Regions from separate parts of the Homo sapiens genome. Here all the other regions are linked to region 2. Evidence: read pairs that join two places in POLR2A ChIA-PET (ENCODE). Cell type or tissue: GM12878. All regions are shown on one strand.

Region 1 (4,000 bases), 100 kb after region 2:
CTTTTTTGGATGATAACAGTTTTTCATTCACCTTTCTTCCTCATTTAATATATTTCTATCTTTTCTTTATACTTTTTCCTTGTTTTTGTGCATATAAAATAAATAGATCTATGTTTTTGAAACTATCAAGAAACTGAATTAATTTTTAAAAATAAGTGTATATGAGTTGAAAATGTTTTTTTTTTTTTTTTGAGACAGATCCTCTCTGTCACCTGGCTAATTGTCTTTTTTTTTTTTTTTTTTTTTTTTTTTTTTGAGACGGAGTCTCCCTCTATAGCCGAGGCTGGAGTGCAGTGGCACAATCTCAGCTTACTGCAACCTCCGTTTCCTGGCTTCAAGTGATTCTCCTGCCTCAGCCTCCTTAGCAGCTGGGACTTACAGGTGTGCACCACCACACCTGGCTAATTTTTGTATTTTTAGTAGAGACAGGGTTTCACTGTGTTAGCCAGGATGGTCTCGATCTCCTGATCTCGTGATCCACCCACCTTGGCTTCCCAAAATGCTGGGATTACAGGCGTGAGCCACTGCGTCCGGCCTAATTTTTGTATTTTTAGTAGAGACAGGGTTTTTGCCATGTCACCCAGGCTGGTCTTGAACTCCTGACCTCAGGTGATTGGCCCGCCTCGGCCTCCCGAAGTGCTGTGATTGCAGCCGCGAGCCACCACGCCCAGCCAGGTTGAGCGTCTTTAATCTGAAAATCCCAAATTTGAAACGCTCCAAAATCTGAAACTTTTTGAACACCGAAGTAACACCATAAGTGGATAATTACACTCGACCTTATGTGATGGGTTGGAGTCAAAATGCAGGTGCACAACATACAGTTTATTCAGTGTCCCCAAAGGGAAAAAACATCCTCCCGGTGCTTTTCAGCTGAGATACATCTTTTCTATATATGCCCAGATTGCCCCAAGCAAGTGTGCCCTCAAAGCGTAATAAGATGGCATGTGTGCAGACCAGATGTGTCAGTGGCAGGATCCCCATGATGCCCCATGATGGGACCAAGACCTCTGTGTGTCACTCACTTTTTTTTTTTTTTTTTTTTTTGCTTATTCTCTGCTCTCTGACGTGAAGATATTGTTGGAATTGTCAGAAAGTCCTGCAGATATCCCTGTGGGTAAAACAAATAAGAAAAAGGGAAAGCATTACTAGCAAAGAAAGTCAAGCTGTTGGAAAAACTGACAGTGATGTCTGAAATGTCTTACAGAAGAGTATGTTGTTGGAATGACCACTGTATATATGACCTGAAAAATACAGTAGGATAAATTATTAAAGTTCTAGGTTGAAAGTGATGGGCAGAAGTTAGTAAAAAATAGAAAAGCACTGCATGAAGCTGAAAATGACCTTGATTAGATCTTGAAAGAGTAGATCCATCAGCATCACAGTGAACACATGCCACTTACTGGTATGCTTGTCATGAAGCGGAAAGATCAAGGCCGGGCGCAGTGGCTCACGCCTGTAATCTTCGCACTTTGGGAGGCTGAGGTGGGAGGATCATGTGAGCCCAAGAGTTCAGTACTGGTCTGGACAACATAGTGAGACCCCATATTTAAAAAGAAAGATCAAGCATGATGAACTGAAAATTGAAGTGAACTGTGAATGTTCAACAGGCTGGTTGCAGAAATTTAAGAAGAGATATGGCATTAAATTATTATTTTTTATTTATTTATTTTTTTGAGACAGCATCTCTGTCACCCAGGCTGGAGTGCATGGTGTGATGATAGGTCACTGCAGCCTTGATCTCCTGAGCTCAAGTGATCCTCTCACCTCAGCCTCCTGAGTATGGGACTACAGGTACATGCCACCAGGTCTTGCTATGTTGCCCAGGCTGTTCTCAAACCCTTGAGCTCAAGCAGTCCTCTCACCTGTCTCCCAAAGTGCTGGGATTACAGGCATGAGCGACTGTGCTGGGCTTACTAAATTTTAAAAGATTTGTGTTGAACCATCTGCTGATCATGGAGCAGCAGAGAAATTTATTGACAGATTTTCTAGGGTCATCACTGATGACAATCTGATGCCAGAACAAGCCTGTAATGCTGATGAAACATCACTGTTCTGGCATTATTGCTCCAGAAAGATACTGACTACAGCTGATGCAAAGGCCCCTGTAGGCAGTAAGGATGCCAAGGACAGAATAACTGTTCTGGAATGTGCTAATAATGCAGCAGGCATGCATAAGAGTAAACTTGATGTAATAGGCAAAAGCTTGTATCTTTGCTGTTTTCAAGGAGTGAATTTCTTACCAGTCCATTATTACGCTAACAGAAAGGCGTGGATCACGAGGGACATCTTTTCTGATTGGTTTCACAAGCATTCTGTACTACTGCTCATGCTTACTGCAGGGAAGCTGGACTGGATGATGACTGCAGGATTCTTTATTCCTTGATAACTGTTGTCATCCTCCAGCTGAAATTCTCATCAGAAATGTTTATGCCATGTACTTTTCCCCAAATGTGACTTAATTCAACCGTGTAACCAGGGTATCCTTAGATGAATGAAGAGTAAATAAAATAAGATTAAACACGTTCTTCAGCAGCACACTAGCAGCAGTGAACAGAGATGTGGGTGTGGAAGCTTTTCAAACGAAGTTTTAGCATGAAGGATGCCATGAATCAAGATGATTGTGATTATAGTGACGATGAAGATGGTGATGTTAACACTGCCGAAAAAGTGCCTGTGGATGACGTGGTAAAATCATGTCAGTGTTTAAAATCAGAGAGAGAACATGGTGAAATCATGTCAGTTTATGAAATTGAAGAAAGACTTCTAAGACAGAAAATGTTGTGAATGAGGCAGATGACTCTGGAGCAAACATTTTAAAAAAGCCATCCAGAAGAATTCCTCCACATTCTTAGAGGATCCACTTCTGGGTCTCTCAACTGCTTCTGATGTTTCTTTTCACCCCCCAAAATAAATACAGTGTTCAGTAATTTTTCAGTGAGAACATAGCATTGTAGATGGAGACTGAAAGCCTGACGTTGTTGTTGTTTAACAGTTGATTCAGGTATTCTGGTGATGCTCCTGTGCTCTTAGTTACCCCAAACACATTATTTTCTCACGTATTAATGGTATGTCATATTTTTTAATGTTAAGTCCTTATGTGTGAATAAGTGTAAGAATAAGGTTGCTTATTGGTAGCATATAAATTGAGAGTCAGGAATGATGCTAATGCCACACAATCATACATTGTCCACATGGGTGGCTGAGAAGGTGACATCTTGGTTTCTGATGCTTCAATGTATACAAACTTTGTTTCATTCACAAAATTTAAAAAATATTGTATAAAATTACCTTTAGGTTAGGCCAAACACATTGGGTCATGCCTGTAATCCCAGCACTTTGGGAGGCTCAGGTGGGAGGATCGCTTGAGCCCAGGAATTTGAGACCAGTGTGGGAAACATAGTGAGACTTTGTCTCTACAAAAAATTTTTAAAAGAAATTAGCCCAGTCTGGTGGCGCATGCCTGTAGTCCCAGCTGTTTGGGAGACTGAGGTGGGAGGATTGCTTGAGCCCAGGAGGCGGAGGTTGCAGTGAGCTGAGATGCACCACTGCTCTCCAGCCTGGGTGGCAGAGTGAGACCCTATCTCAAAAAACAACAACAAAAACCGACAAATTATCTTTAGGCTATGTGTATAAGGCACATATGAAACGTAAATGAATCTTGTGTTTAGACTTGTGTGCCATCCCCAAGATATCTCATTATGTATATGCAAATATTATAAAATCTGAACAAAATCCTAAACCTGAAACACTTCTGGTCTGAAGTATTTTGGATAAGGGATACTCAACCTGTATATCTATTTTATTCTAGGGAAACAGGCTTCTTCAGAAGCCCATGGAGATAGAGCTCCATGAAGTAGAAGCAATGGTAGAAGTAGAAGCAATGGTGGTGGTGATAGTTAAGGGAGTGAAATTAACTAGAAGGAGAGTTCCATGATGAAATATAGTCAGTAAGTCTTTTTTTAGTGACTATTTTGCCTCTATTTTTGTATCATTGTTTATA
Region 2 (4,000 bases):
CTCTGCCTGGTAACCAATGCTCCTGGACCAGTCACTTGGCATCTCTGACACTCAGTGTCCTTATCTGCAAAATGGTGTAATCAGGCATCCACCTCTTTGCATCACTGTGAGGACTAGGGAATGCGTGCTGAAATAGATGGTATGTAGAACGTGTTTCACAAACAGCAGCTATGACAACTATTCATATTTCGACTGCATGCCTCTTCAGAAGTAAAAGGCTTTTTTAATGATAAAAGAAAAAGTAATTCATGTTTATGGTAAAGAGTATAAAGCCACACCTTCCCCATCCCAAAAGATCCCAGACCTCATCCTTGAAGGTGGCTATTGTTAACAGCACCTTTTGTGTGGTTCCACAAATTTTCTACGCATTTGGAAGTATATATATATTCGTCACACAAATAGGATCATAGAAGTTCACTGCTTACTTTTTTCCCTAAGTAATTGTCCCAGTTGTGCTCCCCAGGAAGCAAACTCTGAGAAGGAATTAAGTGTGCACGGCTGGACATGGTGGCTCACACCTGTAATCCCAGCACTTTGGGAGGCCAAGGCGGGCAGATCACTTAAGCCCAGAAGTTCGAGACCAGCCTGGGCAACATGGCAAAACCCCATCTCCACAAAAAATACAAAAATTGGCCTGGTGCAGTGGCTCACACCTGTAATCCCTGCACTTTGGGAGGCCAAGGCAGGTGGATCACCTGAGGTCAGAAGTTCGAGACCAGCCTGGCCAACATGATGAAACCCCATCTCTACTTAAAAAAATACAAAAATACAAAAATTAGCTGGATGTGGTGGTGGATGCCTGTAATCCCAGCTACTCAGGAGGCTGAGGCAGAATTGGTTGAACCTGGGAGGCAGAGGTTGCAGTGAGCGGAGATTGGACCACTGCACTCCAGCCTGGGCAACAAGAGCGAAATTCCATCTTTAAAAAAAAAAAATAGAAAAATTAGCTGGGTATGGTGGTACATACCTGTAGTCCTAGCTATTCGGGAGGCTGAGGTGGAAGGATTGCTTGAGCCCAGGAGGTCGAGGCTGCAGTGAGCCGTGATCACACCACTGCACTCCAGCGCAGGCAACCAAGTGAGACCCTCTCTCAAACAAAAAAAAGCAATTATGTGTGTGCGATGCATGCTTACCAGGGAGTGCTCCTGGAAGCGCTGCCTGTGGAAGGAAGGACAGAGGGAAAAGTCCAGATGCTCAGACAGCCTGGGAGGTAAATGAACCCTCAGAAAGCCATGGGCCTTTCCATCCCCACTGCTGTCAGTGGACCAGCCTGGGCTGGGCATGTCCTTGGGCATCTTTGAAGGGGATGGCAGTAAAGGGCTGTCTGCTCTCCCTGCTCCCAACTGCCCTGGTGTGCTCCTGGCCAACTTGTCTAACTGCTGAAGACCCAGGCTCTGTCGGTGAGTCTGGCTTCACTAGGCTGTGTTACTTTTAAACCAGTTTTATGTGAGTTTTTATTGTCTGGGGAGAGTCACCATTACCTTTTCTTCTTCCCCTTTTGACAGCAGAACTTCTGCTTCCTCTTTGGCTGCAACCTGAGGTAAAAGGTTATGGGAAGGGAAAGGATGAAGCCCTAGACACATTTCTCTGACAAATATCGAAAACAGAAAGCAGATAAGGATTCCCATCTGGTAAAAGACAAGCACAAAGAGTCATTCACACACGTGACAATGGGCCCATTCTAGCCACTTCCCCTTTCAATAATCTTTTAGTATTTTCCTTTGTTCAGTACTTGATGAATCAACCACCAAGGTGAGAATTTGGAGCTGTTGCCCCATGGTCTGAAAGGGTCAGATGCCACTGCCCTGCCCAGGAAATGCCCACAGACGGGGCTGCCGTAAAACTCAGCATACTCTATGGACAACCCCACCCCTCACCCCCACTTCCTTCTCTCAAACTTAGGCACCCACTCATTCATAGAAAAGCAAAGATTCGCCTGGAAAACATAGCAAGACTCTGTCTTTACAGAAAATAAAAATAAATTAGCTGGAGCCAGGCGCAGTGGCTCCCACCTGTAATTCCCGCACTTTGGGAGGCCAATGCGGGCAGATCATTTGAGGTCAGGAGTTCAAGACCAGACTGACCAATATGATGAAAACCCGTCTCTACTAAAAATACAAAAATTAGCTGGGCGTGGTGGCGCACACTTGTAATCTCAGCTACTTAGAAGGCAGAGGCATGACAATCACTTGAACCCGGGAGGCAGAGGTTGCAGTGAGCTGAGATCATACCACTGCACTCCAGCCTAGGTGACAGAGAGAGACTCTGTCTCAAATAAATAAATAAATATAAGCTGGGCATGGTGGCATTCACCTGTGGTCCCAGCTACTTGAGAGGTGGAGGCAGGAAGATGACTTGCACCTGGGAGGTTCAGGCTGCAGTGAACTCTGATCATACCACTGCACTGCAGCCTGGGTGACAGAGCAAGATGCTATCTCAGAAAAAAAAAAAAAAAAAGAAAAGAAAGAAAAAAAGAAAGGCAAAGAGAAGAAAACAAAGAAAGAAAAGATTGGGAGAGGTGGACCGGGCTCTATTCTGGGGATGATGACCTTTGTGAAAGCAGAAGTTAGGCCTTAATCCACACTACAGGTAGAGATGCAAAATGGTACAACCATTTTGAAAATTAGTTTGGTAAGTTTCTTATAAAGTTAAATAAACAACACACGAGCCAGCCAGTCCACTCCTAGATAAATGAAAACCTGTATTCACACAATGACTTATACATGAATGTTCACAGCAGCCTTATTCATAATAGCTCAGGCTGGAAACAACCCAAATGTTCATCAGATTAAAAAACTGATATATTCTTACAACAGGCTGGGTGCAGTGGCTCACGCCTGTAATCCCAACACTTTGGGAGGCCAAGGCGGGCGGATCACTTGAGATCAGGAGTTCAAGACCAGCCTGGCCAACATGGCAAAACCCCGTCTCTACTGAAAATTAGCAGGCTTGGTGGTGTGCACCTGTAATCCCAGCTACTCGGGAGGCTGAGGCATGAGAATTGCTTGAACCTGGGAGGCAGAAGCTGCAGTAAGCCAAGATTGTGTCACTGCACTCCACCTATGTAATAGAGTGAGCCTCTGTCTCAATAAATAAATAAATAAAATAAAAATTAAAAATAAAAACATTCTTACAATGGAATACTAACTAATCAGTAATAAAAAGGATGCACTATTGATGTACACAAAACATGGATGAGGCCAGGTGCAGCAGCTCATCCCTATAATCCCAGCACTTTGGGAGGCCGAGGCGGGCGAATAGCTTGAGGTCAGGAGTTCGAGACCTGCCTGGCCAACATGGACCTGGTCTCTACTAAAAATACAAAAAGTAGCCGGACGTGGTTGCAGGCACCTATAATCCCAGCTATTTGGGAGGCCGAGGCAGGAGAATCTCTTGAACCAGGGAGGCGGAGGTTGCAGTGAGCCAAGATTGCACCATTGCACTACGGCCTGGGTGACAGGATGACACTCCATCTCAAAAAAAAAAAAAAAGTATGAGGTAGACCTGGCACGGTGGCTCACACCTGTAATCCCAGCACTTTGAGGGGCTGAGGCGGGAGGATTGTTTGAGCTCAGGGTTCAAGACCAGCCTGGGCAACATGGTGAAACACTCTCTCTATTAAAAAAAAAAAAAGAGCTTTCCCAAGCGGCTGCCGAAGATGGCGGAGGTGCAGGTCCTGGTGCTTGATGGTCGAGGCCATCTCCTGGGCCGCCTGGCGGCCATCGTGGCTAAACAGGTACTGCTGGGCCGGAAGGTGGTGGTTGTACGCTGTGAAGGCATCAACATTTCTGGCAATTTCTACAGAAACAAGTTGAAGTACCTGGCTTTCCTCCGCAAGCGGATGAACACCAACCCTTCCCGAGTCCCCTACCACTTCCGGGCCCCCAGCCGCATCTTCTGGCGGACCGTGCGAGGTATGCTGCCCCACAAGACCAAGCGAGGCCAGGCCGCTCTGGACCGTCTCAAGGTGTTTGACGGCATCCCACCGCCCTACGACAAG
Region 3 (4,000 bases), 170 kb after region 2:
CATATATGTGTATATATGTGTATATATGTATATATGTATATATTCATATATGTGTATATATGTTCATATATGTGTGTATATATGTATATATGTTCATATATATGTGTATATATGTATACACACACACACACACACACACACACACACACACACACACGCGCGGTGGGGGGGTGGTGGGCGGGAGACAGGATGTTACTCTGTTGCCCAGGCTGGAGTACAATGGTGCAAACACTGCTTGCTGCAGCCGTGACCTCCCGGGCACATGTAATCCTCCTGCCTCAGCCTCCCAAGCAGCTGAGACCACAGGCACTTGCCACCACACCTGGCTAATTTTTAAATTTTTTGTGGAGATGGGGCCTTGTCATGTTGCCCAGGCTGGTCTTGAACTCCTAGACTCAAGAACTCTTAGAATCCTAGAACTCCTAGGCTCATGCTGTCCTTCCTCCTTGGCCTCCCAAAGTGCTGGGATTACAGGTGTGAGCCACCACCCCCAGCCTATATGTTCTTAATATTAACCCCATATCAGATATATAATTTGCAAATTATCTCCCATTTTATAATTTATTTTTTCACTCTGTTGTGTCCTTTGATGCACAAAATTTAAAAATTTGATTTAATTCAATTTATCTATTTTTACTTTTGTTGTCTGTTCTTTTGGAGTTGTATACAGAAAATCATTGCCAGATCCAGTGTCGTGAAGCTTTCCGAACCCTGTTTTCTTCTAAAAGTTTTATAGTTTTAGCTCTTACAATTAGGTCTTCAATCTATTTTGAGTAAATTTTTATATACGGTGTACGGCAAGGATCCAGCTTCATTCTTTATTTAATTTTAATTTTTATTTTTTGGAGACGGAGTTTCGCTCTATCTCCCAGGCTGGAGTACAGTGGCACAATCTTGGCTCACCACAACCTCCGCATCCTGGATCCAAGCGATTCTTGTGCTTCAGCCATAAGAGTAGCTGGGATTACAGATGCATGCCATCACACCTGGCTAATTTTTTTGTATTTTTAGTAGCGATGGGGTTTTACCATGTTGGCCAGGCTGGTCTCAAACTCCTGGCCTCAAGTGATCCACCTGCCTTGGCCTCCCAAAGAGCGAGGATTACTGGTGTAAGCCACGGCCCCCAGCCCAGCTTCATTAGCAGCATGTGGATGACCACATTTCCCAACACCAGTTGCTGAGAAGAATTGTTTCTCCCATTGAATCGTGTTGGTACCCTTGTAGGAAATCATCTGACCACATCTGAGCGTTTATTTCTGGACTATCTATTTCTGTTTCATTAGTCTATGTGTCTGTCTGAATGTCTACTAGCACCACATTCTGGGAGGGATTACTGTAGCTTTGTAATAAGTTTTGAAATCAGGAGGTGTCAAACCCAGAATGTTTTTCTTTTTCAATATTGTTTTGGCAATTTGGGATCTCTTGAAACTTCAGGGTGGATGTTTTTTCTGCCAGAAATGCCATTGGGATTTTGATAAGGATTGCATTAAATGTGTAGATCATTTTGGATTGTATCAGCTGGCAATATTAAGTCTTTGCCTTTTTATTTCTTATATATTTTTAAAAATAAAATTTCCTAAGTTTTTTTTTTCTAAATTTAAAATCAACAACTATATATTTCGTTCTTCCTACATCAGAAGGACCAGCCACTGTGGGATCAATAAAGATGCTATAAGTGAAAGAAAGAAGTTTTGGCCACAGATATTATTTTCAAGGAATTTACAGTCTGTTGGAGGAGATTAAAAATAGAAGTAAATACACAAGTTAATGACTATTGCTGTCAGAATAGTAGAAAGTCCTATAGGAATTTAGAAAATGGCAAAATTACTCTCAACCAGGCTTTATAATGCGATTGCCTCAAATATGCAGTTGGATATTCTTGCATTTGTAATAGTCTTAGCCAAAGTCATTATGAAGAGCAGATTGAAATTCAGGGAACCTTCTGATTGAGATTGGGCTGAGCATGAATATTGGGAGTAGTATAAACTTTGAATTTCCAACCAATAGAGGCATAAAGAAATGCTTGCTATTGTCTGTGGGGGTGGTTTGCTTTTTTCGTTTAATGTTGTTAAAAACTATACATGTATAATGGATAAAACTATCAACAGCAAATGCTGATTATAGATACTGGTCAATTAACTAGTGTAATAGTAATAATAGCCATTTGCTGCTTACCCTTTAGGCTTAATTTCTATGAGCAGTAATATATATATTGACAAGAGTCATTTGTGGTAGGTTTGTACATTTTGAATGCCGTATTTAACTCTTCAAGTGTGTCTAGTGTCAAACTTTTTGGTTTTCTATTCATTAACTTGATAGTCTGCTTAACAGTCAGTGGTAACGTTGACATATGGCAAAGATTATATTAAGCACAATTCATACTTTATGTAAAAAGCAATAATTTAAGCAAAGTAAGGTTTTCTGTTAGATAATTGACCTTAAAGTGTATGGACATTTAAATGGTGGAGACATTTCCCCTAAGACTTGTTGGCATTTAAAGTAATAAGATGTAGGAAAGTGGCATTTAAATCAATGAGTTGCATCATGTCAGCTCTTTTTAGCTCATTGCTTGAAATGTCAGTAGCAGATATGGCTGTAGCTGTAGGCCCATGATCTGTCTATTCGGGGAGTCTTTGCTAACATAATTATTACAAAACCTGCATGTGTTCACACGCTTTTAATTCCCAAATTTTCTCTATCCTATAGTATGAATTTAAAACAATATTACCTAAATTTGGAGAATCCAAGCACTGAGTTTAGACAGGGGTGGCATTAAAATGTCATCCTATTGTCACACTTCTGCAGTCTAGGCCATCCTACCCTTTCCTATTGAAACTGCATTGTATCCTCTGTTTCCTCTCTTGAGGTCTTACCTCTCAAATAGAAAATAAGTAACACTATGTAAGTAAGCATCCTCCTCCTTTAATCTTATCACCCAAAACACATCTAAACTCACAAGGTGACAGATATTAGAGCTACAAAAGAAACTTTCGGAAATGTTCATCTTTATTGTTAAAAATTTAACCATATTAACTATTTATTGCCTTAAGGACTAGATTCCATGCTGACATAATTTTGTAGCTTTGTTTATTCAGTGATATCTTTGCTATTTCAGGGACCATTGGAGCTATTTCTGTTACAGTTCTTGGAGGAATCTTAACAGTTCTCTTTATCAGGGGTCAGCAAACTAAGACTTGTCACTAAATCTAGCCCACAGGCTGTTTTTATAATACCCACAAGCTAAAGAGTTGTAAGCAACTCAGAGTAAGCAACAGAGACTCTATCTGGCCTGTAAAACCTAAAATATTTACTCTCCGGCCCTTGACAGAAAATTGTGTACTCTGTTTTTAATATCTTCACCAGGTTCTCGAGATATTAAGAGAAGTCTGAAAGTCATTCACTTCCATATGCTGCTTTTATTCTCTTTCTCTTCATCCTCAAATCAGGTACCAGTACCTGTACCACAAGCAAATATAAGTTAATGGCAGGACGGCTGGGATTATGGAGGAGAAGGTGGAGGAGAAACAAAGGAAACTGGCTTGTGGGAGAAAAGTAGGGCTCCATCTTTGTCCACCTTACTTTTATTTTGAGACAGTTTCACTTTGTTACCCAGGCTGGAGTGCAGTGACGTGATCTCGGCTCGCTGCAGCTTCAACCTCCTGGGCTCAAGTCATCCTCCAGCCTCAGCCCCACAAGTAGCTGGGACTGCAGGCGTGTGCCTCTACGCCCAGCCAATTTGTTTTTGTTTGTTTGTTTGTTTGTTTGTTTGTTTGTTTTTTGTATTTTTTGTAGAGATGGGGTTTTGCCATGTTGCCCAGGCTGGTCTCAAAGTCCTGAGTTCAAGTGATCCACCCGCCTCAGCCTCCCAAAGTGCTGGGATTATAGATGTGAGCTACTGCGCCCAGCCACATTAAAAAATTTTTTATTTTGAAGTAATTTCACACTTACAGAAAAGTTGCAGGACTAGTACAAAAATACCTATATACCCTTCACCGAGATT

What was found. ChIA-PET counts read pairs that join two places held together with the same protein. Peaks named below come from ENCODE experiments on the same cell type or tissue, not always from the same donor. Only the 100,000 strongest peaks of a DNase experiment are listed, where the experiment ranks them.
Region 1: POLR2A ChIA-PET joins it to region 2 with 5 read pairs; 2 of 35 experiments call an interaction of 5 or more read pairs at or near these places.
Region 3: POLR2A ChIA-PET joins it to region 2 with 6 read pairs; 2 of 35 experiments call an interaction of 5 or more read pairs at or near these places.

What each region holds. Positions count from the first base shown.
Region 1 is chr10:96,848,837-96,852,836 of GRCh38, forward strand. All of the region lies in intron 2 of LCOR (ligand dependent nuclear receptor corepressor), which reads left to right. Among named protein-coding and RNA genes, the nearest start is that of LCOR, 19 kb to the left of the region's middle. In GM12878, no CTCF peak of the experiment used is centred here; no DNase peak of the experiment used is centred here.
Region 2 is chr10:96,746,630-96,750,629 of GRCh38, forward strand. It overlaps the pseudogene RPL13AP5. Among named protein-coding and RNA genes, the nearest start is that of PIK3AP1, 28 kb to the left of the region's middle. In GM12878, no CTCF peak of the experiment used is centred here; a DNase peak (open chromatin) is centred at 1,602; H3K4me3 peaks cover 885 bases; H3K27ac peaks cover 1,378 bases.
Region 3 is chr10:96,920,635-96,924,634 of GRCh38, forward strand. All of the region lies in intron 4 of LCOR (ligand dependent nuclear receptor corepressor), which reads left to right. Among named protein-coding and RNA genes, the nearest start is that of LCOR, 90 kb to the left of the region's middle. In GM12878, no CTCF peak of the experiment used is centred here; no DNase peak of the experiment used is centred here.